Regions from separate parts of the Mus musculus genome. Here regions 1 and 3 are each linked to region 2. The links are chromatin loops, found by intact Hi-C in ENCODE. Cell type or tissue: left cerebral cortex. All regions are shown on one strand. Each heading gives the region's core, and the rest is flanking DNA. Links, peaks and the distances in the headings are about the cores only. Region 1 holds the start of Rfxap (regulatory factor X-associated protein). Region 2 overlaps 4931419H13Rik (RIKEN cDNA 4931419H13 gene). Region 3 has its middle 65 kb from the start of Ccna1.

Evidence for each region. A loop is a pair of places that touch in the nucleus more often than their neighbours do. Peaks named below come from ENCODE experiments on the same cell type or tissue, not always from the same donor. Only the 100,000 strongest peaks of a DNase experiment are listed, where the experiment ranks them.
Region 1: it touches region 2 in a loop (7-fold over the local background); 31 of 42 quality-filtered maps call a loop at or near these places.
Region 3: it touches region 2 in a loop (2.5-fold over the local background); 4 of 42 quality-filtered maps call a loop at or near these places.

The regions. Positions count from the first base shown.
Region 1 is chr3:54,802,900-54,813,482 of GRCm38, reverse strand. It overlaps Rfxap (regulatory factor X-associated protein), which reads left to right and starts at 5,692. Exons shown (of 3, transcript NM_133231.2): 1 at 5,692-6,284; 2 at 8,016-8,123; 3 at 8,908-10,368. The coding sequence starts at 5,808. The coding sequence ends at 9,018. It also overlaps the pseudogene Gm10254. In left cerebral cortex, for the core only: CTCF peaks have their summits at 4,239 and 4,472; DNase peaks (open chromatin) are centred at 5,402 and 5,597; H3K4me3 peaks cover 1,006 bases; H3K27ac peaks cover 880 bases.
Region 2 is chr3:55,059,433-55,070,015 of GRCm38, reverse strand. 4931419H13Rik (RIKEN cDNA 4931419H13 gene) reads right to left here. Exons shown (of 8, transcript NR_040593.1): 3 at 10,304-10,402; 4 at 8,902-9,011; 5 at 8,259-8,427; 6 at 6,180-6,338. Among named protein-coding and RNA genes, the nearest start is that of 4931419H13Rik, 9.5 kb to the right of the region's middle. In left cerebral cortex, for the core only: a CTCF peak has its summit at 5,404 (motif pointing right); DNase peaks (open chromatin) are centred at 5,400 and 6,399.
Region 3 is chr3:54,984,974-54,995,556 of GRCm38, reverse strand. No RefSeq gene overlaps it. Among named protein-coding and RNA genes, the nearest start is that of Ccna1, 65 kb to the left of the region's middle. In left cerebral cortex, for the core only: no CTCF peak of the experiment used is centred there; DNase peaks (open chromatin) are centred at 5,989 and 6,496.

The DNA.
Region 1 (10,583 bases), core at 3,233-5,732, 260 kb after region 2:
AGCCTTGGTAGCAGAATACTAAGCAGCTAACACAAGAAGCAGGCATCTTGCTCAACTTCAAGGAGCATTTGTTTCAGTTAATGTGTTACAGAAAACTTAAAATCGCTGTTCTTAAACCGTGTGTCAGCTTCTGGTGACTTTTTTTTTTCCTATTTAATTATGCTAGTCGCAGTATGTAGAGCTCCAATCAAATCTCCCCATAACCTCTCACCTACATCTTTCCCCAAAATATTCATTCACTGCCACTTACGCAAAGACAGCCTCTGTGTGCTTTTAAATTCTAGAGATCTCGGGATTGTTAGGAGAAAAAGTAACCCGGGGTATTCTTCTTTTTTTGTTGTTCATTGGGGGATTACTTTTCATTGTTAGTTTTGAGATGAGGCTCCGAGGGGCCTTTGAACTTACAACTTTCTCACACCCCACCCCCATTCTAAGATCACAGGCACATACCACCTGGCCCTGTTTTAATGTCCTCTTTTTTTTAATTTATTTATTTTATGTATATGAGTACACTGTCGCTGTACAGATGGTTGTGAGCCTTCATGTTGTTGTTGGGAATTGAATTTAGGACCTCTACTTACTCCAATCCGCTCTGCTTGCCTTGCTCTCCCTGGACCAAAGATTTTATTATTATATGTAAGTACACTGTTGCTGTCTTCAAACACACCAGAAGAGGGCATCAGATCTCATTACGGGTGGTTGTGAGCCGCCATGTGGTTGCTGGGATTTGAACTCAGGACCTTCGGAAGAGCAGTCAGTGTTCTTACCTACTGAGCCATCCTTAAGGTCCTCTTAAAAGAGCACTGTCCTCACCAGCCCTTAAGGTCCTCTTAAAAGAACACTGTCATGATAAACCAAAATTTTATGCTTCTTTTAAATTGTTTTCTTCTGGATTGCAAAGTTCAAGGCCAGCACCTCTATAACAAAGCACAGATTAACAAATTTATAGAATGTAAGCTGTGTTTGACATAGGGAGCTCCAAAAATAAAGCTTCAAAGACCCAGAGGATAGTGTTTTCTTGAACATTTTTTTAACCTTTGTATCATTACAAATTTTCAAAACCTTAAGGCAAACCATTGTGAATTTGGGATGGTCTATCTATATTCAGACTCTAGGGAAAAGCTTAGAGACAATGTATGCCAACTTCATCACTCCTGAAAAACCAAAGCTCAGATTCCTGGATGCTGCCTGTTACGTTGATAAAAAGGTCCACAAAATGGAACTTTCCAGAGACAGAGAGTAGGATGATGGTTTCCTGGGGCTGGGAGTTGGAGCAGAGGTTGCTTCAGAAAAGACAGAAAGCTACACTGTATATATACAGTACATGTTTTCAGGTTAGAAGTCTAGCTGCAGTGGTAGAGCACTTGCCAAGCATTCACAAAGCCAGAACTGGATCTCCAGTATGGAAAACCAGAGAACCAAAATGTCTTATAAGGTTGGTTGCATACCTCTATGAATGCACTGATTCTTTACAATGTATATTTACATAAATAAACTTTATGGTTTTGGAAATGAAACTTTAAAAAAAAAAAAAACCAGGTTGGGGCTGGAGAGACAGCTCAGTGGTTATGAGCACTGGGCTCTTCCAGAGGTCTGAGTTCAATTCCCAGAAACTACATGGTGGCTCACAACCATCTGTAATGGAATCTGATGCCCTCTTGTGGTGTATCTGAAGATAGCGACAGTGTACTCATATATTAAAATAATAATAATAAAGCTTTAAACAAAACTGACAACTAAGACTGAGTTAAAAAGAATAAGAGGTACTCAAATTCAAAGATGAGAGAAGAAGCATTGAAAATGGTACTGAAGACTTACAAAGGATTATTATAGGATATTATAAACAACTATCAACAAACTGGTAACCTAGGACATAACAAATGGACAAGTTTATATCTCTGACTGAATCATGAAGAAATGAGAGACCTACAGAACCATTTTTTTAAAAGTTGATATTGCTCAGTAACAACACAACAAAAATCCCCCAGAACAAATCCAGAATCAGGTGGCTTCACTGCTGAGTCCTAGCAAACAGTTGAAGAACAATGAATACCAATTATTCTTAAAAGTTAAATGGCGGTTAGACCGGTGCGGAGGCGGTGCGGAGCGTGTCGGCTTCGAGCTCCTCGCAAAAGTGTGGCGTCGCGCTAGGCTGCGGTGGAGCCTCTGTAAGGAAGGCGGGAGCTTGACAGCTTCAGGAAAGGCCCGTAGCGGTGACAGCGACCCGGAGTCATGAGCGACAGCGGCGAGCAGAACTACGGCGAGCGGGAATCCCGTTCTGCTTCCCGAAGTGGAAGTGCTCACGGATCGGGGAAATCTGCACGGCATACACCTGCAAGGTCTCGCTCCAAGGAAGACTCAAGGCGTTCTAGATCAAAGTCCAGGTCCAGGTCTGAATCTAGGTCTAGATCCAGAAGAAGTTCTAGAAGGCATTATACAAGGTCACGATCACGATCTCGCTCGCATAGACGATCCCGGAGCAGGTCTTACAGCCGAGATTATCGCAGGCGCCACAGCCACAGCCATTCTCCCATGTCTACTCGAAGGCGTCATGTTGGGAACCGGGCAAATCCTGACCCCAACTGTTGTCTTGGCGTGTTTGGGTTGAGCTTATACACCACAGAAAGAGACCTAAGAGAAGTGTTCTCTAAATATGGCCCCATTGCTGATGTGTCTATTGTATATGACCAGCAATCTAGACGTTCAAGAGGATTTGCCTTTGTATATTTTGAAAATGTAGATGATGCCAAGGAAGCTAAAGAACGTGCCAATGGAATGGAGCTTGATGGGCGTCGAATTAGAGTCGATTTCTCTATAACAAAAAGGCCCCATACCCCAACACCAGGAATTTATATGGGGAGAGCCATTTATGGCAGTTCTCGCCGCCGAGACTATTATGACAGAGGATACGATCGGGGGTATGATGGCGGGGGCTATTACAGCAGATCACACAGAGGAGGAGGTGGTGGAGGAGGTGGATGGAGAGCAGCTCAAGACAGGGATCAGATTTACAGAAGACGGTCATCTTCTCCTTACTACAGTCGTGGAGGATACAGGTCACGTTCTCGATCACGATCCTACTCACCTTGTCGCTACTAAAGCATGAAGTTGAAGACTTTCTGAAACCTGCCATAGAGCTGGGATATTGTTTGTGGACAATATTTTCTATTGTCTCCTGTTTAAAAAGTGAACAGTGCCTAGTGAAGTTAGGTGACTTTTACACCTTTTATGATGACTACTTTTGGTGGAGTTGAAATGCTGTTTTCATTCTGCATTTGTGTAGTTCGGTGCTTTGTTCAAAGTTAAGTGTTTTCAGAAAAGTATGTTTTGCATGTATTTTTTTACAGTCCAAATTTTGACTGCTGAGAAGTTTCTATTGTAAAAAACTTCATTTAAAAGGTTTTTCTACTGAATCCAGGGTATTCTGAAGATCGAAGCCTGTGTGTAAAATGCTACCAGATGGCAAAAAGCAACAATAAACAAGTTTGATTTAAAAAAAAAAAGTTAAATGGCATAAATCCAGAATTACCCTGCAATCAAAGATAAATGTAAGTGGTACAAAAAATGAAGCCTTTTTGTAACAATACTAGGATAAAGGTAATCTTATAAACTAGGTGCGTGATAGATAAAACAGAGTTGTGTAAAAATCTGTGACAGTAAGATGGAGAGGTGGCTTCCTTGCTCAAGAGTTTACCTTGCAAGCATTATAACATACATTTTATTCCCAAGACCTCACTAAGAAAGAGACAGAGAGAAACATGGAGGGAGGGAGAGAGGGAGGGAGGGAGGGAGGGAGGGAGGGAGGGAGGGAGGGAGAGAGAGAGAGAGAGAGAGAGAGAGAGAGAGAGAGAGAGAGAGAGAACTGGAGAGAAAGCTTAATGGGTAACATGCTGCCTTCCAAGAATGAGGACCACAATTTCATCCCAGCACCCATTCGGAAGCCCACCATGGTCATACATGTCTGCAACCCTAGGAATGGGGCAGGTTCTACTGCTGGATTTACAGAGTTTGTCAAACTAACCAATCAGTGAGCTCTAAGATTAGTGCATGTGGTTGTTTCACTGTGCTTGGCCCAGGGAATGGCACTACTGGGAGGTGTGGCTATGTGGGAGAAGGTGTGGCCTTGTTGGAGGAAGTGCATCACTTTGGGGTTGGGTTTTGAGACTCTTCTAGCTGCCTGGGAGTCTTCTGTGTGCCCTAGAACAAGATGTAGAACTCTCCGCTTCTCCAGCACCATGGACACTGCCATGCTTCCCACCGTGTCGAAGATGGGAGAGAATGTTTGCAAGCTACATTTGATGAGTAGTTAACATCAGAATGTCTGCTGGTGAGATGGCTCAGTGGGTAAGAGCACCCGACGGCTCTTCCAAAGGTACCACATAGTGGCTCACAACCATCCGTAAGGAGATCTGACTCCCTCTTCTGGAGTGTCTGAGGACAGCTACAGTGTACTTGCATATAATAAATAAATAAACAAACAAATAAAGAATTCAAACAAAGGCTGGGCGTGGTGGCGCACGCCTTTAATCCCAGCACTGGGAAGGCAGAGGCAGGTGGATTTCTGAGTGGATTTCTGAGTTCGAGGCCAGCCTGGTCTACAGAGTGAGTTCCAGCACAGCCAGGGCTATACAGAGAAACCCTGTCTGTCTCAAAAAAACAAAAACAAACAAAAAAGAAAGAAAAGAATTCAAACAAACGTAATAAAAATAAGTAATAACAATAATAATAACCTAATAATCCTATTGAAATGGGCGATGTAGTTGGTTCACAAAGGAAAGCATGCAAAGACCAACAGGTGTATGTAATATACATCCCTAATCCTGAAGAACAGTGTTATCTATCTCATCCCAGATGAAACGGTTATTATCAGAGATAAGATATCTATCGAGCACTGGCGGGGGTTGGGGGAATACGGGAAAAGGGACCTCTCCTACACTGCTAGTGTGAACGCCAACCCGAGCACCCACTATGGAAGACAGAGAGCAGCTTGTGGGGAAAATAAAAACAGAACTGTCACATGAGTCAACAATCTCATTACTGGGAATGTCAGAAAAGGCAGGAGCGTCCGCACTGGGTAGAAACCCTAAGGCGAACCAGAGCTTGTGAGCAAGCTTTCCTCCATGTCCCCATGGGACTTGACTGGGATGCATTAGCCAAATAAACCGTTTCCTCCTCGAGTTGTTTCAAACTCCTCTTCAGGCCTCTCGGGAACCTAATCTATCCAGAGACGTTCCAGGAGAGACGCGTTTTGAACCCGTCAGGGAGGATGGGTCCAGGCAGAAAGTGTCTCCTGGCCGTCCTCCAGTCTCCATTCTCCAGTCTTTCCAACTGGTGAGCGCCAGGCGAGCGGAGGACAGCTGCGCATGCGCAATCGGGACTTCTGTCAGCCGCTCCGCCCCGCCTGGAAGGAGACAGGGTTTCTCTGTGTAGCCCTGGCTGTCCTGGAACTCACTTTGTAGACCAGGCTGGCCTCGAACTCAGAAATTTGCCTGCCTCTGCCTCCCGAGTGCTGGGATTAAAGGCATGCGCCACCACGACCGGCTGTCAGCCGGGTTCTTGGTCAGCCTGCACCTAGGAATCGCTTGCGGATGGCCGCCGCGCAGGCGCAGTCGGTTCTGTCTCGCACCTGCTCAACCCCGCCCCTCTCGCCGTTCCCAAGCAGAGGCTCGCGGACCGCTACGGCGCACGCGCAGTGCAGTGCTGGCGGTTCGGCTCCGGGACGTGCGGCGGGCTGCCGCTTGTCGAGTACGGTTGTGTTTCTCAAGAGCTGACGGGCCGCGGTGGCGGACCCGGGCTCGGGCGGCAGCACGGAGGCGCAGGCTGTGCCCGAGGGCTCGGGGCCGAGCACCGCCAGTCCCCGGACGGCCCCTCCGGTGACGGTGCTGGTGATGCGGCAGGACGAGGCCGAGGCGGACGGCGCTCTGAGGCCGGGCCTGGCGGGGAGTGAGGCGGCGGCAGACGCCGAGGACGAGGCGGGGGACGACGACGCCGACCTGCTGGACACATCGGACCCGGCGGGCGGCGGCGAGAGTGCGGCCAGCCCGGAGGAGCTGGAGGACGAGGACGCGGAGGGTGGCGGCGCAGCGCGCAGGCGAGGCTCCAAGACCTGCACGTACGAGGGCTGCCGCGAGACCACCAGCCAGGTGGCCAAGCAGCGCAAGCCCTGGATGTGCAAGAAGCACCGCAACAAGATGTACAAGGACAAGTACAAGAAGAAGAAGAGCGACCAGGCACTGGGCTCTGGCGGCCCGTCCGCGGCCAGCACAGGCAACGTCAAACTGGAGGTATGCTTGCTCCTCGGGGCCCCGGGGCCAGGGCAGATGGGTGCCAACCTACTTGGTACACACTCAGGGTCTCCCCAAGGGCTCATCCTCTGCTCCAGCTGACATGGGCACTTTGGAGGTGATCTACACCTCTCCTTAGTAAACCCTTCCCAGTGTCTACCCCGAGGCATCCGGCACATTGACACACCCTGTTGGTTTTCTGTAACTTTGGTGACTTTGTTTTTTTTTCTTAGACTCCCTGGCCCCTGAGAAAAGTTGGATTGACAGTGGGGTAGTAACTTACAGCACACATGGGCGTTGCTCGGTTGCTTGATTCAAGTCAAGCTTGGAAGAGAGACGCCAGTGCCCTGCAATTGGGCTTCTGCTGCTAGCTGTCTGTATTTAGGTCCATTATTCATCTCCCTTAAGTCTCGGCTCCCTCGTCTTTTGCCCTTAAGATAATGCCCAATTAGTGTTTCTTCGGATTTATTTTGGTTAGGTGAAAATTATAAGTGGTGTGCATTTCAGCTCAGACCCAGCAAAGTCCACCTAAGTATTAGAGCTGTTTAAAAAACAAAACAAAACCCGTAAAAAGTAGAAAGACTCCTTACCACAGAAGTTCCTTTTGAAGGGGAACTTCTAACATTTGTGGAAGTTTGGCCTAGATGACTCAAAATTATTGCTACTATAAACGTCTGATTTTTGTGGTATTAGCATTATCCTACCTACACAGTGCAAGGCCTGGAGTTGTGAAGACATAAGGTTCTCTACAGTCAAGTCAGCTATAGCATTCCATGTACTGTGTATGTAAAGGAAGCGGTCCTATAAATAGGGTAACTGGGGAGAGTTAGAAGAAGAAAAAAATCTTCGCTTTTGTGATACTAGAATCCTCTTTTAGAGTTTTTAATATTTTGAGACCTAAAACATGTATGTATGGAAACCTTCTTATAACAAAAGTTTGCTAAGCATCTCACGATAAAGGTGCGACGCGGATGTTTTAATAGACAACTCGGAAGCCAGTAGATAAAAGGCCAAAGCTTTCCCAGAGGCAGAGTGTTTCACTTAACTTCAGCAGCATTCTTTTATGTGAGGAGAAGTTCAGTGTTTAGATTCATTCATATATGGGATTAAGCATTACTAATTTGAAATGGGATTCAGTGTCTCGGGGACAGGTTGCTGTTGCAGAATTTGCCTGTTGGCTCTGTAGTGGTGGCCTCTTAGCTGTGATTTCTAGCCCCTTCCACCCAGTTTACTCTGAAAGCTGTTTGCTTCTGTAACCAGTATTTTACTGCCTCTCTCTTCTTGTGGGTGTGAATCAGGTATGAATCCAGTATCTCATTAGCAGTAGATTGCCTCTGAGTTAATTTATTTTGTCCAAAAGCAGGCAGACTGTTTGGACTAAAGATTGCTCCGTGTGAGATTTCGGTGTCACTTGTCATTCTCTTGCAACAGTGAAAACAGGCCACAGGTATTTAAACTTCCCCTCTGCCCAAATAGCTTCAGTTTGAGACCTTGCAAGAGACTGCAGATCCTAGATTGGGAAGCCTGCAGGGAGGAGGGTGCCTGCAGGGAGGAGGGCATTTACTTAGAAATGACTGCCAGTACCTGTGACTTATCTACAGGCCTTCCTAAAGTTCCACAGAACCTGAACCTAAAAAAGGAGAAAGATCAAAGAGAGAGATGTTCATTATCACTGAAATACCTGCTGTTGTGGATTACAACACCGTATTAAATGTTTATCTTTGATCCCAGGAAAGCACAGACAACATACTCTCCATTGTCAAACAGAGAACAGGATCCTTTGGTGATCGCCCTGCAAGACCTACTCTTCTAGAGCAAGTGTTAAATCAGAAAAGACTGGTAAGTGCTTGTTGAGTGGTTGTAGATCTGTTAGTGAAAACCGCTTGTTTTCAGTGGAACTGTTTTTCCAGAACTGCATTGTGTCACTGGACACAATGAACCTCACACCCTACCCCTCCTACCCCTTCCTGGACTGCAGTGGAAGGAACACCTTTAGCCCTGTTTTCTTCACTGACTGACCTTTGACTGAGCAAGATGAGATTTTTAAAACAGACTCTAAGTACACGGAATAGTACTGTAAAGGCACTGAGATACAACTACTAATAGTTTATAAGGGTCTCTAATATACAACTGATAGAAATTACCAAAAGTCAATCGGGAAAGGGGCAACTGTTTTATAAGATATTGGAATATTTGGATGGTAATTTGAAGAAGAGAGAGAGACTTTAACTCATGATATACTTTATATGTAAGTTTTTTGGCAGAATATTAGATTTTTTAAAATTAATTTAGATTTTATCTCAAACTTCTACAATGAGGTTTTATTATATTAAAGAATCACAAAGAAAAGATTTTAACTTTGACAATACAAGAATGTAAACAAAGACAATGCTAATTTTCAACTTATTTTATTGGAGAAATAAGTACATCAGATATAAAAGGCTGGTCAGCATGGCTGATACTTTGTTATAAAAGCATCCCCACACTTGAAAGACTTGGGCAGACCAGGAGCATTGCTGTGAGCTCAAAGCCTGCCTGTCTATGGTGTATGACCTGTTCTTAAACCAAAAACAGATAGAGCATTTTATTAATAACCCTTTTCCAAAACTCTTTTCTTTTTAAGTCATTACTAAGAAGTCCAGAAGTTGTCCAGTTTTTACAGAAGCAGCAGCAGCTACTAAATCAGCAAGTTTTGGAGCAAAGACAGCAGCATTTCCCAGGAGCGCCAGTGTGAGGCTTACGGAGGCTTCTGCGCGCTACCTTACTGCGATGCATGGGTGCTTTCAGCCTAAGACAGTGCTGGTAATCAGACATTGGGGGCACACCTGGAACCCCTGAACTTGGAAAACTGAGCCAAGAGGATCCCAAGTTCAAAGCCAGCCTGGGCTACATAGCAAGTTCCTGTCTCAAAAGAGAGAGCGAGAGCGAGAGAGAGAGAGAGAAACTACTTTCTGTAAATGTGTGTGTACATTTGAGAATAAATAAATATTGAATTTTTGCATTTAATTGTTTCATATCACTGTGAGTTTGGAAAAAAACACCTTTATAGTGTTTACTGTTTTTCTTCAGTTATGCCTACTGAAGCGAATGAGCCAGTTGCTTTCTGTGGAAGTCATAAAGTAACAGTAATATCAATCACCCAGGGCTGCGATTCTCACCAAGAGGCCCTGGAAAGGACTGGTATGTTTTGGGCTGCCACAGTGACCTTGACCTAGCGAGGCTGTAGTGAGGGTCAGAAATCGTAACCTTCTGCAGTCTGTGGTATTCCACCAGCTAAATGTTCCCTTGCCGTCAGTGCGTCTCCGCTGCATCGATAACCTGCGGCCAGCTCAAGGTCAGGTGCTTGGAGTAACCTTTCTGTGTAGTTCAGGTGGAGCTCTGAAAGCTAAGCATCTTTATACCTGTGAGGAAAGTGGTCACTGATCTGTCTCTTCATGTAACTGGAGAAAGAGAGGACACTAAAGTTGGTGCCTCCAGGGTTGGGGGTCACTCTCCTTTAAAGCAGGTTGTCTCCTCAGTTGATTTTGTGAACAGTTCAGATGTACTCAGCCCACCAAGGCCAGGACAGGGTTGGTTTGCTTATAGTCATTCTCCATAAAGGAGACCCTGAAGGTAGAATAGCTCTCACTGTAGCCAGTGCTTTTCAAAACTGAGCACTTATTCCTAGCTACTGTTAAAGGAACGGAGGATTATCTGGGTACTTTTTTTAAAAAACTTTTTCCTAGGAAAACTTTAAAAAAGCAAAAATGCCATAAGATACAGAATCAAATGTCAAGAGAGTATATCCAGGAGTAAGTTAATAAGTGATTCAAGGTAAAATGGATCAGTTGGTTGATTCCTAAACTGAAATATATCTGATGTTAAACTCGTAGCTACGATAAGTACTCACAGGGCTACGGATGCAGCTTAGCCTTACTGCACCTGCCTAGCATGTGCAAGGCCCTCAGCCCACTCCCCACCCTTACCACCACAAGAAACAAATACAAAGTAGAGTGATTTTCTTCATTTTGTGTTCTATACTTGTGTTTCTGAAAAAGACCCTTTTGCCAAAATTATTCATTAAAGGACATCCGTTGAACTTTGAGTCGTCTGCTGTACTTATTTCTTTAGATGCTCCACACTGGCTACAGAGGAATGTACTCACTGTTTGGTACTGGGCTCACAGTACTGGGAGCTTTGTTATCTGTCTCTAGGCCTGCATACCTGTCCGCTCTGCAGCCCATGAGCCATGCGGGGACCTGTGTGGGATCAGAGTGTTGGAACTTTTGTAGCAGGAATGGCCCAGCTTATACTGCTTCA
Region 2 (10,583 bases), core at 4,260-6,759:
GCCCATTCAGTGTTTTTATTTACTGAGGGACCTTTCTTTGCTGGTCCAATCTGATGTTCTGTAAGCTTCTTGTACCTTGATAGGCATTTCCTTCCTTAGGTTAGGAAATTTTTTCTTCTATTTTGTTGAATTTTCTTCTATAATTTTGTTGAAAATATTTTCTGTGCCTGTGACCTGGGTTTCTTCTCCTTCTCCCTTTCTTGGTAGTTTTAGATTTGGTCTTTTCATAGTACTCCAGATTTCCTAGATGTCTTGTCTGAAAGCCAGCTCAGCATCTAGGTACTGAGGAAGGCAGGGAGGTATGGCGTTGGTGAGTGGGGCCAAAAGCTGATGGCTTCTGGCAATTTAACTCTCTCTTCTCTCTCTCTCTCTCTTGCTGTTCTGAGGCCAAAAACTGATGGCTTTTAGCAATTAATTCCTGCTGATGGCAACAGGGACATTAAGAAAAGAAACTTAGTTACTTGGGCTCTTTACTCTTTGACTCAGGTGCCTCTGGATGATCAGGTGAGAGGCTCTGAGTTCATTAACTTCGTGAGCCAGAGAGAAAACAAAAGAAAGAAAGTCAGGGGCATGTGTGCAGACAGACAGACACAGAGAGAGAGAGAGAGAGAGAGAGAGAGAGAGAGAGAGAGAGTCAGTCAGACCTGACCACCTGTTTCATCAATTTCACAAGTACATATGCATCCATCCTTATATACATACACATATACATATGTACATACATAAGGCATATATACATGTAAATACATTTAGTGGATGGAGCAGACCCCTAAGAGCTGTACTTTATTTTTTCTCTCAGACTTTTTATTCCTTTTTAGACAGAAGTTCTTTATAAAATTACCTCACAGATAAAATGTTACACAAAAGGAAGTTACAGAGGATGTTGATAGTTTCTAGTTTCTAGTTTTTGTTGTTGTTGTTGTTTGTTTGTTTGTTTGTTTCTAAAATTCCTTCAGCTTGGGTTTTCTTGATTTTATTCCCATTTTTAGGTCTTGAACAGTTTTATTCATTTCCTTCTGCTGTTTGTGTTTTCTGGATTTTGTTGAGGGATTTATTCATTTCCTACTTAAGGATGTCTATCATCTTAGCACACAGTATTTTAACATCTTTTTTCTTGTATTTCAGGTATGTTGGGATATTCTGGGCCTGCTGTGATAGTTTCTGGGTTCAAGTAGAGACAGAATGCCCTGGCTGTTATTTATTGTATTTTAAAGCTGATATTCAGCATCTAGGATTGGGAAGTTTATACATCTAGGTGGCAATATCTGGTGTTGTCTTTGTTGGGTGGGTACTCTGTTCCTTGGTTTTTGTTTCCTTTCTGGATTTTTAAGAGAGTATTGTGGCTGTGTGTTGCCTGATAGGAAATTTTCTGTGAACCTGAGAGATGTAGCCACTGGGGATTCCAAGTAAAATGCGTGTCTGGGTATCAGGAGCTGACACTCAGGAATAGGGATAACCTAGGGCTCTGATGGGGTTCACATGAGAGGAAAGCATAAATGTTCCATGAAGATCTTCTTATTTAGGCTCCTTGGAATAGGGGCAGAGAGTGAAGAACAGTCACTCTAGCAAGTCTGCTATAGTACCTGCTGAGTTGGGAACTGGGAAAAAGCAATAAGTAGGGGGAAGGAGGTTAGGAGGGAGGGTCTGTGGGATGCACAGGAGATATGGGCAGAGGAGAAGGAAGACTGCAGCAGGTGCTCTCTTGCAGAGCTGAGGACGAGCCTGGGGGGAGTGGATTTGGAGGAGAGGAGGGAGTGGTAAACAGCCTGCTCAGCTGGTGTGTTCACAGGGAACGCCTGCTGGTGTTGGAGGCTGGGGTGATAGGATGCACTGGGGAAAGGAAGCTTAGAGGAGCCGATCTTCATGATATACCAGGGATGGGGTCAGAAAGGAAAGGGAGACTACTGCTGTTCTACTACACAGCTGGGGATGAGACTGGGGGGTTGGATTTGGAGGAGAAAAGAGAGGAGTAAAGTCCGTTGGTGTAGCGTTTGTAGCCGCTTTGGCACCTGCCCAGGAGCTAGCTATCTTTGGATCCGAGAATGAAAGACACACACTCATCAGCTTATTTTTAAGATGCCTTGGCTGCTTCAAAGGCTGGGCACTCCTAAACCTTCCCCTGCTACCCCAGGCCCAATTTGGGAACCTGAAATCTCACATGGCTGTTTGGCTTTATCTGCCACCTCTCCTGCATCCCATCCTGATACTCCTGAGTCATGGTGATTCTGCTCTGTTCCTTTCTGCATCCTCACCCATGCAACTCTAAGGGTCCTACCCAGTGTCCAGCCATTGGCCATTGATTGAACAAAAACTGACTCAGGACAAGGGCCTTTCGCAGATTCCTGAATGAATCAAAGCATTAGAACCAATCTTCATCCAGTTAGCTCATCTTTTTCCTGCTCAGCTTGTGTGTTTCCAGGGAATCCTGGAGATATTTTCAGTAGCCACTAACCTTGGCTGGTACAGTCTTGGGTTGTAAATGTTCATGGAGATTTAAAGCATAAAGTTAGTTCACAGCACAAATTAGTTAGTTATATATGGGGATCAGAGATTATTTTCCATCTGATTTCATAGATTTTCATCGGATGTAGCTTATGTACTTGTTCTGTTAACTAAGTACTGTTCTGTAATCGTGGAACAAAGAAAGCAGATGTTTTGTTAATATTCTGAATGTTCCTAAATGACTACAATTTTAAATTAAAAGACCTAGTAGTTTTCAGTAGTGGTTCTTAGTAATAGTCCTATTTATTATATATGTGCACACATATGTTTTGTTTCTTCAGTCATAAGATTTTCAAACGTAACAGCAAGTGAATGATCCCTCCCTTAAAAGAACATAATCATACTACTGAGTAATTTCCTATTTAAGCTATTCATAAAGACAGGGATCTTTTCTCCAAATTGTAGATTCATATGGGAAATAAAAGAGGGATGATATATGACTTAAGAGAGAAATGACTAAACAGAGCATTTCTGATTCATGTAATAGATCACCACCTAAGTGGATAAGTCTTAATTCCCCCGCTGAGGCCCACGGGACAGCTCGTCACTGTGGCTGATTGATTCACTCGTGTGAGTCGGGAGTTAACATTATTCATCACAGAGAGATCGGAGATGCTGTTGGACGGCGGTAGTTAATCTCAACGTTCTACTATTACCCATGTTAGAGAGGGGATCTGTGACTGTACCACCCTGAACGTGCCCAGTCCTGTCTGGAGTCATGAGCTAAGCAGAGTACGGTTTGGTTAGTGCTGGAGCTGAGCACTGGATCACAGGATGCTTTGGAAAAGAAGCCCCCACGAGCTCTGCAAATGGAACACCCCCCAAATGTCTCTTCCTCCTATGCTCTGTTCTTAGCTTGAACCCAATAGAGATCGGATTCTTCTTTCTCCTTACCCACAAAATAAATTCCTATTTTGATTCATGTGTGTGACGTAGTGTGTGTGTGTGTGTACTTTTATTTATTTCCTCCTCAGTGAAAAGATTGAAAGCCGCCTTCCTGTAAAACAAAGATAAGAAAGCGTGGTTCAATATCTGCTTCTGGTGGGGTAAGATATTGACTGTGTGTTCAAAGCAAGTGAAGAGGAAATAATGAAAATGTTATTTTAATCATCTCAGATACAGCTCGGCCTCTCCCTCTCATTACCTCACCTCACCGCTGAGGACATAGCCTTGCTTTCATTGACTTGGTAAATAAATCCGCAGCCTGTTTTCCCAGAGGGCTGGAACAGCAAAATGCCGCTAGAGTCCCCTCTCTAGCTCACTAGCTTCCAGCGTGAGTCACCTTCATTGTTCCCCAAAGAAATTACAGAGCAGGTGGTTTATGTCGCACACTTAACATAAATTACAGGAAAAGAATAATTTAGGGGAAAACCTGTCCCCAGATCCATGCATTTATATCTACAATAACAGAACTGCCTTAGTGGGCTGTGATTGGGCTCAACCGGAAGTATTTCAATCCTGCTCTAGAATGGTGACTACCTATGCTGAGTGATCACATGCAGAGAAACATACTACATACTGCATACATAGCTATGAGATAAGTTAAATAAAATACACAGCTCTTCAGGGCGCTCTGCATCCCATGCTCGGCAGTCCCACACGGCCAGTCATTACTGTACTGGACAGTGCAGTCTCAGCTGACTTTATCCCTCCAGATGCCCCAGTGGTTCATCTCATCCTACCTCTCTCTGTTTCTCTCTCTCTGTCTCTCTCTCTCTGTGTCTCTGTCTCTCTGTCTCTGTCTGTCTATGTCTCTCTCTGTGTCTCTGTGTCTGTCTTTCTCCCTTTCTCTCTCTCTCTCCCCCCTCTGTGTGTGTGTGTGTGTGTGTGTGTGTGTGTGTGTGAGTGGTCTGTCTGTGTGGGTGTGTGCAGGTACCCACACAGGCCAGAAGAAGGTGTTAGATCCCCTGGAGCTGGAGTTATAGGTGGTTGTGAGCCTCCTGCACAGGGTGCTGGGAAGTGAAATCAGGTCCACTGTAAGAGCATCACAGGCATTTAACCACTAGATCATCTCTTCACTCCCCATAATTTAATTCTTAAATAACTTTTCCTTTTTCTTTGTCTTCTCTCCACCACTCCCCCCCCTCCCCCACTTTTATGGTTTTTCAAGACAGGGCCTCTCTGTGTGGCTCTGGCTACTCTTATTAAGCAATTAGCATTTTTATTGGAGGAGGTTTAGAAATTATAATAAGCCTAACAAACCTCAGTATTATTAAATAATACCAGGGTGAATATTTAACTATTTAATATTTCATGGTCACTTTTATTTCTTCTCATATAAATGCAACACACATCTCGTAATTTATCCCCTAAAGTATTAGGAATAGTTCTAGGCCATTTTTCTGTATATAATTTTATATGGATGAATTATAAAAATTCATGATTACCAAACATTTCTACTGTATTACACTCTATTTTCCTGGATAATTTGTGTGTGTGCACATCTGCATGTATGTAAGTGTTTGTGTGCTCACCCTTGTGGGTGCCTGTGGAGGAGAGCAGAGATTTGTGTCACGTGCCTTTTTCAATGGCTTCACCACAGTAGTTTTCTGAGATGGGTTTCTCTGACTTAAATTTGTTAGCTCAGGCTTTGAAACCTCCCATGTAGCTAGGATTAGTAGGAACTAAATTTGATGGACGCCTGAACCCACGTTGTTTTCTTACCTATATATAGGGCATGATTTAAAGAAATGGATTCAGAGTGTCCTAGATTTCTGCCCTAAGAAATTTTTGATGCGTGACATTTGTATTTAAACAGCAACAGAAAGTGTATAATAACATGGGGTGGTATACCTGCTTAGAGAAATTGATGTAAATAGCTGGGCTGCTTCTCTTTCAGCAATGGGTAATTGGAGTGAGGTCAGCAGGCAGGGCAGGGACAAAAAGGTCTGACCACCAGGTGGCGGTAGCACACAGTACAAGGAGGGTGGGACCCTGATCAGTTTGCCTGCTGAGGCAGGAAGTCTTTCTAGCCCAGAGACCTGCTGGAGATAATGGACTGGGGACCCCAGCACAAAGGGAAAGAGTCATCAGATAAGGGGGTCTGTAGCTAGGTGACACAGCTTTGGAAGTATCTGGTCCAGAGAATTACCAATGACAACAGTGTTTAGGGGGCTTAATATCCTTGCAGACAGGCTTTGGATAATTTAGAAGTGTGTTTCTGAGCGGGCCATGATGGTGCTTGCCTGAAATCATAGCACTAGGGATGCAGAGAGAGGAGGAGCCAAGTTCAAGGGCAACCTGAGCTACACAGTAAGTTCCAGGTCAGCCTCAACTACATAAGACCTTGAAAAAGAAAAAAAATAGAAAGAACCGAAATAAATGATTAGATTGGTAAATAAATAAGAAGTATAAGGATATGCCAAGAATAATTTACATCTTGTTACTAATTCCTTTAATGAACAAACATTAATTGAGTGCCTACTATATCCATAGAATTATGCCAGAAAGAAGAACTTCAGGGTGGAGAAAGAGTCTGCCCTTGATTTAAAGAAATGTATCCAAAAGAGGACCCTTTGAACATCAGGGTGGATCCTGAAATCTACACAGGAAGCTATTGACTAGTTTATGTTTGTGTGTTTGTTTGTTCTATTCTAAAATGTCATCTACCTGCTAATACTTATTTTATCGTAACAGCGCTAGGCAAACATATTTGAAACATATTAGTCTACTTTTACCTCTGTGATGGACAGTGTCGACTGTCACGTTGTCAGCATCTAGAATCGCCTGGGAGGTGGGGCTCTGGGTATGCTTGTGGGACAGTGTCTTGGTTGTATTGATTGAGGTGGGAAGACTTCCCTGCTGTGTACAGCGCCCGCCCCTGGCTGGCTCCTGAGCTGCGTAGATGGAAAGAGGGAGCTCAGTGCCCATCCCTCCCTGGCTCCTCACCGTGGGTGTCAGCTGGAAGCTAATTAAAGATCTTATCTACAGAGAGGAGATTGGTATCTAGACTATGTGAAGGACTGCGAAAATTATACACACCAAAAACGCATGTCAGCCAAAAAATGGGAAAATGAATCGAACAGACAGTTCTCAGAAGAAGAAACAGGAACAGTCACTGAATATTCAAGACAGTGACTTATCCCCTTATCAATGTGACACACAGACACATCACTAGAGAACCACAGCCTTTCCTTTCTTGTTTGTACCCAGGATCTCACATCTATCGTAACAGAAAACACCGTACACGCGTTTAAATTTCCAGTGATTTAAAAGTTCAGTGACTCTTTTAGAATACAAACAAGCCTCTTAGCTTTGGGTGTCTCTAAACCAAGCCGAGCAACTCAGAGGCAAGAACCAGTGCACGGCCACAACCAGAAATCAAAGCAAAAGCAAAATCCAACAATGTAAATAACCCAGTGATCAGGGGCTTGCTTATGGTCTTCTGGCTCCAAAGGGCTTGGACATTTCCACTTCCCCACCTCTGCCACTCACAGCATGCAGCTTGTCTAGTAGGCTTAGGCTGCCTCCGCTCTGCCCCTGCCCCCGTCCTGGATGGTCACCCCATGGTTCTAGAGTTTAACATGCTGGGGCCTCCACTGCAGCTGAGGCTACCCCTTCACCAATGGCCTCTTTTGGCCTCTTCAGAGATTCCAACCCTGCCACATGACGGCAAGTGTCAGCTTCTCTCTGTGACCCATTCAGTCTTGCGGCCCTCATGATGCTAATGTCAGCACCACATGGGGCATATCATTTGCCAAGCTCTGCTGCCCGTGTGCTGCATGCACAGCCTTGTCCCCACACTCGACTGGACCACAGCTTCTGCAAGCTGACCCTGAGGAAGATTTCAATTAAATGACGCTGGTCTCTTGTTAATCATGGCTGAATTTTCAGCTGCAGCCGCCTAGCATCTATTATCCCGGTAAAGCAAAGTCTTCACTTCTAGATTCGTAATTCAAATATGTAAAGACAGGGACAGAAAATGGAACAGAGACAGGAGAAGTCATCCAGAGACCGCCCCTCCTAGGGATTCATCCTCAGACACCAAACCCAGACACTATTTCTGATGCCAAGAAACGCTTGCCGACAGGAGCCTGGTATGGCTGTTCCCTGAGAGATTCTACCAGCACCTGACTAATACAGATGCAGATACTCACAGCCAACCATCAGGCTGAGCCAGCAGACCCCAATGGAAGAGTTAGGGGAAGGACTGAAGGAGCTGAAGGGAATCGCAACCCCATAGGAAGAACAATAATATCAACTAACCGGACCACCCAGAGCTCTCAGGGACTAAACCACCAAACAAAAGAGTACATATGGAGAGACCCATGGCTCCAAATGCATTTGTAGCTGAGGATGGCCTTATGTGACATCAGTGGGAGGGGAAGCCCTTGGTCCTATGGAGGCTTGATACCCCAGCTTAGGGAGATGCTGGAGTGGTAGGATGGGAGAATGTGGGTGGGTGGGGAAGCACCATCACACAGGCAAAGGGGAGGGGGAGAAGGGGGATGGGATGGGGGTTTGTGGAGGGGTAACTGACATGTGAAATATCATTTTAAATGTAGATGAACAAAATGATTATTTTTTTAAAAAGACAGGCAAATAAATCCCAAAACAAACCAAAACAAATATATCATATGAATTGCTTTGGGAGTGTCTCAGAGGAGCTCTGACACTTCCAAGCCAGGATTCCATCATCTGCATTTCCCTCAGTGTTATTTTCCAGACTCCCCCTGTCTTGGAGAAGCTTTGACCACCTGATGGCTTTAAAGACAAAACCTTCAAACGCTTCCCACGGTCCTCCCTCAAAGCAATACCGTCAGGTCTGTTGTCAAAGATTCCACTCTCTGGTATCAATCTGTGTCCTGGCTGGCTTTCTGTTGCTGTCATCAAACACTGACCGAAGCCAGCTTGGGAAGGAAGGGCTTTATTTAATCTTACAGCTCCACGTCACTGTTCATCACTGAGCAGAGTCAGGGCAGGAGCCTACAGGTAGGAACCAAAGCAGAGGATATGGAGGGACGCTGCTGCTTGCTGGCTTGACCCCAAGCTTACATTCCTTACACACCTGTCCAGGGGTGGTCCTGCACACAGTGGGTGTAACACCTGCCCAGGGGTGGTCCTGCACACAGTGGGTATAACACCTGCCCAGGGGTGGTCCTGCACACAGTGGGTGTAACACCTGCCCAGGGGTGGTCCTGCACACAGTGGGTGTAACACCTGCCCAGGGGTGGTCCTGCACACAGTGGGTGTAACACCTGCCCAGGGGTGGTCCTGCACACAGTGGGCTGAGCCCCCTCCCCCGAATTAGCCATCAAGAAAATGCCCACAGGCCAATCCAAGAAAGGAAAGTCCTTAGCTGAGGTTTCTTCTTCTCAGGTCTCTCTAGTTTGTGTGCAGTTGCCAGATATAACCAGTGAGAACATCCTTAGCTGCCATAGAAACACACATGAAAACTACCTTGAGAGACTGGATCTCATCTCAGGTAGACCGGCGATCAGCTGGGAAACAAGTGCAAACAGATGCAGTTGTGGGTGTGTGGAAAGATGGAGTGTAACAGGTGCAGCCACCTTGGAAATCAGAATGGATGTTTATTAGGAAAAACTGAAAAAAAATTACCATGTGTCTCAGCTATAGCGGTGCTGGTCAGATACTCAAAGGGCTCTATATCCTACCATAGAGATGCTGGTCGTATACCAAAGGGCTCTATATCCTACCACAGAGATGCTGGTCGTATACCAAAGGGCTCTATATCCTACCACAGAAATGTTTGCTTGCACATGCATGTTGACTGCTGCTCTGTTTAAGGCAGGAAATCGAGTCAGCCTACATCCCCATCAATCAAGGAATGGATGATGGGAATGTGGCACTACATCCAGATTTTATCTGTTTGAAAAGAGGAATTAGAAAAAGGGATTGAACAGGGAATTATAGTGAGGTAACAGACTCAGAAAAATACTGCGAATCCTAGTGTGTGCATATGTGTGTGTGTGTGTGTGTGGGGGGGGTTGGCTCAGTGTTTAAGGGCACTGAATGCTTTTCCACAGGATCCAGGTTTGATTCCCAGCACCTATACAATGGCAAGTGACTGTTTGCAGTCCTTGTTCTAGTAAATTTGATGCCTTCTTTTGGCCTCAGTGGGGCCTACATTCATGCAGACAAAGCACACAACACACACACACACACACACACACATACACACTTTTTTTTTTAAGATGGAAAGGAGACAAAACATGTGGAAAGGTTTTTGAGGAGGGAGCTGAGATAGAATACATGTTACACAAATGGAGAAATGACGAGAAAAGGGTGAATGGGTGGTTGCAAAAAGAGGAGGAACACCCAGGGAAAAAGACCAACCAAAAGAAGTTACCATGCAACTGCCAGAATGAAACCTGGTACTTTGTAAGATAAATAAGGAGGCTATATTTATATTAAAGTGGTGCTAATATATCACAGAGATCAAATACAGTTGTATTTACAATTAAATGCATGTGTTGTTCTTAATATATTACCCAATACACAAAACATTAAGCACAGGGGATTTTAAGAGTTATTGAATTCTACTCCTAATTTTGCTATAAAACCAGTTTATTAACATTCTTTAGAGGATCAGGATCAATAGGATGGATATATATAATAAAACAAGGTTAATAGAATGGTTTACACATGTGGGACAGTGGTGGCACACGCCTTTAATCCCAGCATTTGGGAGGCAGAGGCAGGTGGATTTCTGAGTTTGAGGCCAGCCTGGTCTACAAAGTGAGTTCCAGGACAGCCAGGGCTATACAGAGAAACCCTGTCTTGAAAAAACCAAAAACCAAACAACAAACAAAAAACAAAAAGAAACCAAAGAATGGCTTACCCACTAGGAGTTGGCTATCCTGGAGGAGCCCTGCATATTGAAGTCTTCTGGTGTCTGCTTCTGCTCAGGGTAGGCAGGCCCTTTGCACACCAGGCTGGCCTAGAGGGAGGAAAGCTTAGTTGTGACAGGTCGGTGCAGGCAGGATCTTGGAAGGTGATGAGTTCAAGGGCAAAGAACACACACACACACTCATCAGAGCAGCTTCAGAGAACTGGTTCAGTTTACAGTGGGGGAAAGGGGTATTTATGCCTTTGGGGAGGTGGCCAGGGTCTCCGCAGTC
Region 3 (10,583 bases), core at 5,212-7,711, 75 kb after region 2:
TAATAACTGGTAAGCAGCGTTGTTCCATGGTTTCTGCCTAGGACTCATTCCTTTAGTCATTGTTTTGGTTTCTCTCAGCCAATGGTCTATGTTACCTATAACAAGTTGCTTTTCTCAGAGCAACAGAAAGCAGAGTACAATGTATGATGAGAGGAGAAAGAACTGGCAGAAATATTCCAACAGTTCTGTTTATCAGTGCAAGCATCTTCCTGTTTCAGTTAGAAGAGGCAGCCTGCTCTGGAGTTATCAAGAACTAAGACTAGGACAGTAGGCTCTGTGCACAGCAAATCAAGATGGCTGCTATCTTAACCATGCTGAACACCTGTTCTTAACTGGAAGGTGGGAACATGACAGTATTTGCGTTTGAGGTCTTTATGAGTATGAAATGAGATCTTGCAGTCACAGAATATGCAGCATTGCAATGGAATGGAAGTTCTGGAAACTCCCATTTCCAATGGAAATAGGAAATTCCTGTTTCCTATCAGGAGTAGATCATAACAACTTATATAAAGTCTGTGGGGGTGCTCTCCTGTTTTTGTGTGGATGGTTTAAAGATTCAGTGGGGATGCTGGAGTTTGGAGGCAGTACATGCATTGGGTACAGCAGTATTTCCTGGGAAAGAGCACACTGGGCAATAGCTGACTGGTCCCTCAGAGTTCCTGGAAAATGAGCGAATATGAGGGGTGATATTTTTGCTTCAGTTTCCTGGAGGAAGGCACTTCCTAGGCATCTCACTGACATGGATAATGATGCTGCTCAAAGCCCAGTTGGCCACCCACTGTCTCCTAATTGCCCAGGACACTGAATTTAGACCATTTTATAATATCTCTCTCCCTCCCTCTCCTCCCTCCCTCTCTACCTCTCCTCCTTCTTTCCCCCTCTTCTTCTCTCCTTTCCTCCCACTTGCCACTCTGGAAAAGAATAATTCATAGGGATTATTTGTTCTTAAAGGAAATCAAGCATGGAAAACAAGGGACAGATCACAGGGACATAGATAAATACACCTAATTATAGGCTGAGCTATTAGCATGACAGGAATTGCTGTTTTTGAAAATGATCTGACAGCCAGAGAAAGCTTCTGCCACCAGCCCAGTCTGTCTGTCAGCAAGCAGGGCCATGACAGGGCTCCCATTGGGCTGTGGGCTCATGCCTTTTCCTTCAGCTCTGCTGATGAAATTGAGCTTAGTATCTCCTGACCCCTCTTTCTCAGAGACCGATCATAGATGTTGCTATCCGTGCTTTGCAGGCCTTTTGCTTAGATTTCTCAATTGGCTTATTTAACAGCTAAAGCCCCTTAGACACTGGCAGATCTTGGCTCTATTCTGCATGGAAAATTTGTGGACCTTCTCTGCAACATCTCCCGCCACAGGGAGATCCTTTCGTATTTTAGCCCCCATGACCCACGTAGATGAAGTCAGACATTTTGAGAACTCTTCTGTCTATTCAGAAAGTATCTTTGCCTGTGAGAAGAAAAATAAAGGACTTTTATGCCCTGTTGCCTGGGATCCTGGTGCATCTGGTTGATGTACATGGCTACATGGTTTCACACAACTGTAAAGTGGGTGTTCTGACGCTGGCTGAGTTTATTTGGGAAACAAGCATGCTTTAAATAGTTAAGGACAGTTCTGGAGATAAATGTAGAGTATATAAAATCGAGTGGGAGTTAGAATCACGTATGTAACAGGAATCTTATTTTAACGTGATTGACGCCCCCTTTGCCTGCTTGAGTTCCTTATTTTGGTCTCAACTGGTCTTAGGTATTTGTGTATATGCAGGGATGAGGAAAGTTTGAGCAAAACTGCAGAGGATCACGAAGAGAAAGCTGAAGAATAACATTCAACTTCCTCCATGCAAATTAGGAGTCTGCAGCAGCACCATTGTCTCAAAAGCTGAGCAACTGTGGTGGTGGTGAGACTGGGCTAGAGGGTCCATAACCTTCATTCATTCTCACGTACCTCTAGCATGTCAATGGGCATGCCCTAAAGAGTAGCACCTCCGTAGCAAGAAGGAGATAAACCTGCATGAAGCAAAACCAGGAGTGTTGCCAATCTATGTCTGTGCACATCTGTGAGCCATGAATACACAGCTGATGGCTGGTGGATCTGCTAGTCTGGCTGCATGGCAGGCAACATGTCCCCGCAGTGGAGTTTTGGCTGGATACAAGGGAGCATGCAGTCTCAGAGGGGTGCAGCTGGCTAAAGTCAAGAAGACTCTGCTTTGTCAGTGGCATCCTTCAAAGTTGTATTAGTCAGGGTTCTCTAGAGTAACAGAACTTATAGAATGAATCTCCTATATTTATATAGAATAGGGGTTCATTATAATGGCATACAGGCTAATACAACAATGGCTGGCTATGAATGGAAAGTCCAAGAATCCAGCAGTTGCTCAGTTTGTGAGTCTGGAGGTCTGAACTGGTCTGCAGTAGACTCTGGAATCCCAAAGTAGGCTCTAATGCCGGTGAGAGAATTGACTTGCTATCTAGGGGAGAGCAAGCAGGGAAAGATGAAAAGCTTCCATCTTCCATATCCCAAGATAGACTTCCAGCAGAAGGTGTGACTCAGATTAGAGGTGGGGTTTTTCCCAGCTCAAAGGATCAAGATTAAAGGTGTGTCTTCCTACCTCAAAGATACAGAAGTGGCTCCTCCTATTTTAAATTAAGCAAAAATCCCTTATAGGTGTACCCTCCATTTGGATCAAGATTAAAGGTGTGTCTTCCTACCTCAAAGATACAGAAGTGGCTCCTCCTATTTTAAATTAAGCAAAAATCCCTTATAGGTGTACCCTCCATTTGGGGATTTTAAATAATTCCAGATGTAGTCAAAGTGACAACCAAAGAATAACCATCACACGGGCCTTGGCCAATCCAACAAAGAAGCCCATCCTTGAGGGACAGTGGCATTACTGTGAGATGGAGACAATAACATGCACAGAGCCAAAGAATATATTAGGCCAGGAGCCTGTCTTCTTTCCAGGGATGTTAAGTGAGACTACTTCTGCCATACAACTGGATTCTATTCTAGTGGGGGAGGGGAAAACAAACAGAAGAGAGAACAGAACAGAGCAGGAAAGAGCAGCAAAACTCAGTATTTTTTTTAAAGTACCTGACCATTAGTTGAAGGAATGTACACCCTTCAACAAATTTGTACACAGCAAATCTGATTACATTTAAACTGGTTGGGCATTTAGTGAGCATGCTCTTGCTGAATAGTTTGAGGCATCAAAGAAAATGCATGTTTAGAGTTCTATCAATGGGTAGAAAAAATCCAGAAAAATATGCAGCAAAGTTACCACTACTTATGAGACATCCAGAGGCAACTCCCCCTTGCTAAAGTCTTACCAAAAATATCTTGCCTTTTCATTTATTTCATCTACGTATGTATTTAGCATTAAAATGTCTCCATTTTGAGAAAAACAAGCTCATGTTTTTGAAAATGCAAGCTTTAGTATAAAGGACCCAGACACTCTACCAAATCAGACAACACTTGGCTGTCAATCAGTTTTGCTCCAAAGAAGCTCCTGGCTGGATTTATGCAGGGTAAGATGCTCTTCTGAATTTTTCAGTGGTGACTTTGTAAAAATGAGTTTTGGATTCAGAACTTGTTACTCACTTACGGAGCATCCAGGAACAGCCTGGTATCGTGCGATGGAAAGTGATCCGAGTGTCTCTGGGGAAAGATCTTTGAGGTTCTCAAGCCCTGCCACTTAGAAAAAGTCAGCGGCACGGAAGTTTATTATCTCCTTGTTCACCTGACATGGAGACATGGGTACAAGCAGCTTTCTGCAGTCTTACTTGCTTACATGGAGGCCTCCTCTCCTGTGGCACTCTCAGGGTCCCAAGCTCAGAGGTTCAAGAAAATGGTAGCCTACTCCCTAGGTAACATAGCATATGGGGCTACAGTGGCTGGTACTTACTGTGTCCTTCTGAGCAGTAGGAGATGGATGACTGCATGGCTTAACGAGATTCTCCGAGGATTCTCAGGTTCCCCTTTACATGGAAGAATCTCACCAGGTCTCAGATTTGGGAGGGACATCTTTCCTTGGATTCAAAATCATTAGATATATTGAAGAATGATCACATTGACTTATGGAATAATTTTAAGTCAATAAACAGCATAAACCACTTGGAAACACACACACACACAGAGATGCACGTGTGCACATGCGCACAAAGGCTACAGGTTCCATACTACTTTTATTTCTACTTCATGAATCAGCAAAGAAATTTTTAATCAGGAGATAATTTTTCCAGGACAGGTGGCTAGAGAGTCACAAGGGTAAAGAGATAGATAGATAGATAGATAGATAGATAGATAGATAGATGATTAAATAAATAATTAGGGAACAGCTTATCAATTTTTTGTGGCACCCAAACAGTGAACAACCCTGGGGAAGTTAAAAGCAAGTCTTCTGTGTCATGCCTGTCATGAGCTGGTTGCTTTTCTTGCTCCTGGTCTGTCTTATATGGGGCAGGATTATGCTTCAACTCTTCTACAACTTGTATGTAGTAGAGGAAACAGAAGGATTTCTGTGGCTATAGTCTCTCATTGCTACTAGTGAGCAAAGACTTACTTAGCAAGCTAAAGGTCCAGATGAGAAATGATGTCACAGATAAGATAGGGTTGGGCAAAGAGCTCAGCTGATGAAGTACTCACTTTGCGAGTAGGAGGACCTAAATTCCATATCCTGAACTCACATTTTAAAAAATAAGTTAGGCATAATGGTCCATGTTCGTAATGCCAGAGCTTGGGAGCTGGAAAGAGAGTCCTGGGGCTTCCTAGTCGGGCAGCCCAGCAGCATCAGGGAGTTCTAAGTGGCCTTGTCTCAAGACAAAACAGCTGCTACTGGAGGAAAGTCTCTGAGGTTGTTCTCCAACTTTCACACATGGGTTCACAGTTGTGCACAAGCAGCTGCCACACATATAGAAACAGACCCACAAACACACACACACAAGTACAGAAAGGAACCTGAGCTGATGGTTCACCTACAGGGAGAGGGAAAGAACTCTACAAAATGTCAGTTAACCACAGTGGATCACAGATAAGTGCTATGGGAGGACCAGCTCCCTCGTGTCATCTGGAGATGCCCACACAGCTGTGGTCATGAGCTTGAGAGAAGGCTGTGCAGTCAGAGAGGAAGAAAGGGTTTACAAGAACATTCTCCCAAATAACAGCGGTTGTGCCTGGCGTCTCCTACAGTCTAAGGAGTAATTCCAGGAATGTCACCTTGCCAGTGACCCAGGCAGTGATTGTTTAGCCCTTTTCTGCACAGAAAGCAATCTGAGGGTGCTGAAACCAGACCGTTTACATTTGTGCTTCAAAGCAAACGGTCTCCCGGGGGTTCCTTTGTTGCTTCATTTTTATGTAAACTATTGTGGGTAGAACTGGGTCTAACAAAGGTTACTAGCAGGAAACTTTCAGTTACTCCTAAGAGCTGGTGCTTCTGTGTCAGGGCCTGTCTGAGAGAACATTCAATGGGTGGTGAGGCTCACCCACAAGGAGACCTTTCTTGAACATTTCGTTCATTCACCTTTATAAGAGGAGCAATGATAGAACTCCCTAAGTGTTTTTCCCATTGTTCTCCTGGGATGCTTACAGGTCTTGGCCATACGCAACTTTGGGAAGGATGTCACTACAGTTACCTACCAGTTTTCCACACATAGATTGCCCAGATGGTGAGGAATGTCCTTTCCCATCCATCTGCTCCCTTCCCTTGGGGTCAGGGTTCTTCTGCGTCATCCTCAAAACTAAGCGGCTGGAGAGATTAGGTTTGGTTCTCTGTTACTCAGAACAGACTGCCTTCATCCAGCACTGACAATTTCTGACACCTATACCTGTCACAGCAGATCGGACCACAAGCAGGAAAAACCGGGATGCTCGACTGCTTCTCTGGGACTCCAAGGGGAGGTGTAGGCAGCACATCAATTCCGTTAAAGTGATTAACTGATTCTCTCCTGGCTTCGCTTGCCAGTGTGGATGTGGACTGAGCTGGCTGCCAACCTGGGCTGAGTTCCCATTGCTGCTGGCTGGTGGAAGCGGTGGCTTTGCTCCAGAGGCGCTTCCCTTCCAGCTGTGGCTGACTGCACTGCTTCCTGTCAGGCTGACCAGGGCAGTTCAGAGAGCAGGTGGCTCCTCTCTCACTTTTTCTGTATCCTCCTCCCACATGTCCATTTTTAATAACCCACACCCCCTCGTGCAAAGTATCTTAATTGATGTTTAAAATGAACATATGCAAATGTCTGTGATCATTATGTATACTTTATTGATAATGTAGTGTGTGTGTTTAAACTCATGTGCATGTCTGTATAAATAACAGATAGGCCATGCAAGTAAGTCTATGAACCACAATAGAGGCTACAGTGCTGTCATCATAGCTCAATTCCCAGTAAATGAAATATTTGCTTTTCTTCTCTTTGGTCGTTTGTTTTTAAGCACACACACCTCTTCCCAGGAAACTGGAGAGATAGAGTCATAGAGTCACACATGTGGGTGGTGAGATTTTTCTCAGTGGCTAGGTGGAGACGCTGACTTTCCCAGGAGCATAAAGGAAAATGACTTTAAACGAGTTAAAAGAAGTGGGAGCTCGTTTTGAGAAGACACCTCACAACTGTATCTAAAAGCTCATTCATTTAGAATGTGATCATCCACTAATTCATTTAATGGGCATTTATGGCTTTTTACTCCTGTAAAAATCAGGTCTGAGGATGGTGGCAAATCAACGGGAGATGTTTTTCTCGGTAGCTTGTGATGTACAGAGGAAGTTTCCCTAACATCGCTTTAGATCACCCGCATGGTTGCTTCTGAGATCACTTTCGTATTGCTTCCTTTAATGCCACTGAAACAGGCAAAGCTGGCAGAGTGCAGAGGTCAAAGCTGTTGCCTGCACCACTGGCTGTTGGAAAAAAAACAGAACTCGTTATAAGCTGTGTGACTTAAAGCAGGTTACTTGGCTGCTCTGCCTATCAGCTTTCTCATCAGTAGCATCAGAATGAATACAATTGATGTCTTCAATAAAATAACATTGGCAACACCATGCCTGGACACTCCAGGTCAGTGGTTCTCAGCCTTTCCAATGAGACCCTTTAATATACTTCCTTCTATTGTGGTGACATCCCAACCATAACATTATTTTCATTACCACTTCATAACTGTAATTTTGCTACTGCTATGGTTGTAATGTAAATATCTGAAGGTTATAGGGTAGGCAATCTCTGTGAAGGGTCATTTGATCCACAAGTTGAAAACTGCTGCTTCTAGGTGCTCTGTAAAGATCAGTTCTGTAGACATTGGAAGATGTTCTTGGGAGTGGTTTAAATTCTAAGAGCAGCTATTTCTGCTGAGATGGAAGAGGGTGCCCTTCTGATGTTTTCTGAAGCAGTACTTAGCCCAATTTCAGCCAATAGATTCTTCAGTATGTTTGATCTGGGAGATGGTAAAGCTGATTTAGTGGTCAGGTTCCCCACCTCTATCTTCATCCATCTTCTGCTCTAACACACACACACACACACACACACACACACACACACACACACACTCAAACTGAGACTAAGGCCCTTTCCAGCTTCCCCACCACACAGACCTTTCAGGCTGTGGAAGAAAGGGGTCAGGTGACTCCAAGGAGAAGGTGCCTGTATAATAGGCCTGAAGATTTAATGGTTGCTAGGCTACCATCCCCTGAGACTGACCTGCTTCAGCTGGCCTGAAGACATGGTAAATTCATGTTCATCTCCAGTAACCAGGAGAGTGTGTCTGCCCCGAAACAGGTTAGTGGCAAGCCAGGGAGGGCTAACTGAAGTGGACTGTGGTCAGAGGAGACCAGTAGAGTCAGGAGGATGGAGCTAAAGTCTGTTTGCCTCTGCCTCTGGCTCTTAAGGAAAAAACTAGCAGCTCGTGGACTGTATTTTATAGGAAAAGAATTTTCACAGTTTCTGAGTGGAAAGAAGGAACTCTGAAGTTGGCCAGGCCAACTTCATGGGGCCTTTGGGGATTTTTTCATACGTAGCCTTTGACTGTAAGAATGAGCTGCACTGTCCAGCAACCATCTTGCCTGAGCTCATTCCACCCTGGTATTCTAGTAAAGAAGACACTTTCAGTTTTGCCCAGAGAATATTCGCAAAACACGTATGTTTGGAGCTAGGCAGTTTGCCCAAGGATGAAAAAAACATTCATAGTTGTTTCCTTCATTCAGAAAGAAGCAAATTTTATCTAATAGCTCTGGGTTATTAATGCTCTTATTGCATGGCTGGTCTCCTGTGATTTGGGTTTTATAGGTCAATGAAGGCTCAATTGCCAAAAACAAACAAGCAAACAAACAAACAAACAAAATCTTGCTCATTTATCTATGTCACTGGTGGCACACCTTAAAGGGGATCTTAGGACCCACAGAGTGCCGTTCTCAGACCTCCTCAGAGGGGCTTCTTGGTGCAGCAGATGGCGGTGACAGCAGAAACTCACAGCTAATCAAAATGCAGAGAGTGGCAGTGGCAGTGCTCAAACACAAAGAGGATATATATGTCACACCTCCGGGCTCAGGGACCATTGCAGAAGCAGGGGGTGGAGGGGGGTGCAGGTTAGAAAGATTATAAGAGCAAGAGGTTGGACAGGACTGAATTGAAAGAGCGTCTTTGGGACATGACAGGATACCTGAAGTCAGACTCAGGTCAGCCAACATTCCAGCCTGAAGAGGGGAAGAGCTCATTGGCCTCCATCCCTAACTGATGTTGATGGTTGACATCTTCTGAAGATGAGACTACTGGTAGGTGGACCATAGTCCAGTGAATGGCCTCATACCCAAACGGGGCAGGACAAATTGGAGTTGATGGGTTGATTTTTTTTTTAAGCACATGAAGTTGAGGGATGTGTGGGGAGGTAGGGGTGGACCTGGGAGGAGCTAGAGGGCACGGATATGATCAAAATATGTTGTACAAAATTCCCAATAAATCAATAAAATATTGCATAATTTTGTTGTTGTTGTTGGTGGTGTATCTACAAATCCATATGTCATTTGCCTAGTAAGTAGATTTCAAATTCATGAGCTTTCTCTTTAGTTCCTGAGTAGTATGGAGATAGAGTGTCCATAGAGCCTGACATTGGATAGAATCTCTCAAACAGGAACTGCCAGGAGGAGTGTGGGAATCAGAACTACGGCAGCTTGGGGCCTACTGGGAACAACGTTCAGCTGCTCTGCCTTCCCACTGGAGCCTTGTCTCCTGGACTGCATGGCTCAACATGCCAGCAAGAGGCTGCCTGGCTCAGTGGCAACCAGTGAGCAACCTACAGCAAGGAGAAGCTTCATTGCCGTGACTCAAGGACAAGGTGGCTTTATTGGATCTGATGTGGAACTGGGCTCTCAGATGGGCCATCCACTACATCCTAGAAAGATGGAAGAGCCAAAGATGGATGTGACTTCTCAAGGTCACTGAGTCCTGATGGCCACACAGGTGACAAAAGGATATGTCCTGCTGGTTTTGAAATGGGGGTCTTATAATATTTCTGTTTTCCTATTTATTTCTCTCTCATTTCCATCTTCATGTAATCAACATCCCTTCGTCCTCCGTGTTTCGTCCTCCTTGAGCAGGTAGACACCGTTGTTTTGTTTTTGTTTTTGTTTTTGTTTTTGTTTTTGTTTCTTCAAGCTGTTCACCCTGGACAAGGGATGTGGGTTTCTGAATGCAGACTGTGTTTTTTGCATTGCTCCTGCCATTCCCAATACGTACCTCCGTGGGAAGTGCTAGCAGTGTTTAGCACAGAATAAACACCCAATGGGGGGGGGGGGGGAGAGGTCAGATGTGATGTTTAGAACAAGGTTGTAGAGAGTCAGTCATGTTAGCAATTCTTCGTAGACACACAGGTTTGATGGGGAGAACCCCAGAGCTGCAGGAGAGGGGTGTGGTCACTGCTGGGGGTGGGGCTTAGACACTTGCCTCCTAAGAGTCTGTCCTGGAGCCCCCAGCGTTGGGAAGGTCTCTGGATGCTTCTCTTCTCATTTTTACACTCTTAGCTCAGGGCATAATTTCAACAACACGGAATATTCTATACACACATAACACACATTCACACGCTCGCGCGCACACACACACACTCACTCACACACGTATCTATGTTTAATTAGTTCTTGGAGGCTTTCGACAATAAGTTTTGATTATATTTTCTCCTCTCTTCCCAGATCCACTCCTTCCCTTCCCACCCGGCTATTTTTTCCTTCTCCCTTTTTTATTAAATTTCCTTTACCCCGTTTCTAATACAACATAATATGATTACAGTTTCCCCTCCCTCTACTCCTCCGTTTCTCCCAGCTCCATTCCCATCTGGATCCACTCCCTTTTTGTCTCTCATGAGAAAAAGAACAGGCTTCTACGAGATAACAACAAAACATAATAGAATAAAATATAAGATAAGACAAAAAAGAAACCCCATCATTTTGTTGAACAAAACATGCCAAAGGAAAAATGAACGAGTCCCAAGAGGTTTACAAGAATTAAAGACCCATCTTCACACACTCAGGAGTCTCATAACGTATGGAACTGAAAGCTATTATGTATATGCAGAGGACCTGGCGCAGGCCTGTGTAGGCCCCGTGGTTGCTGC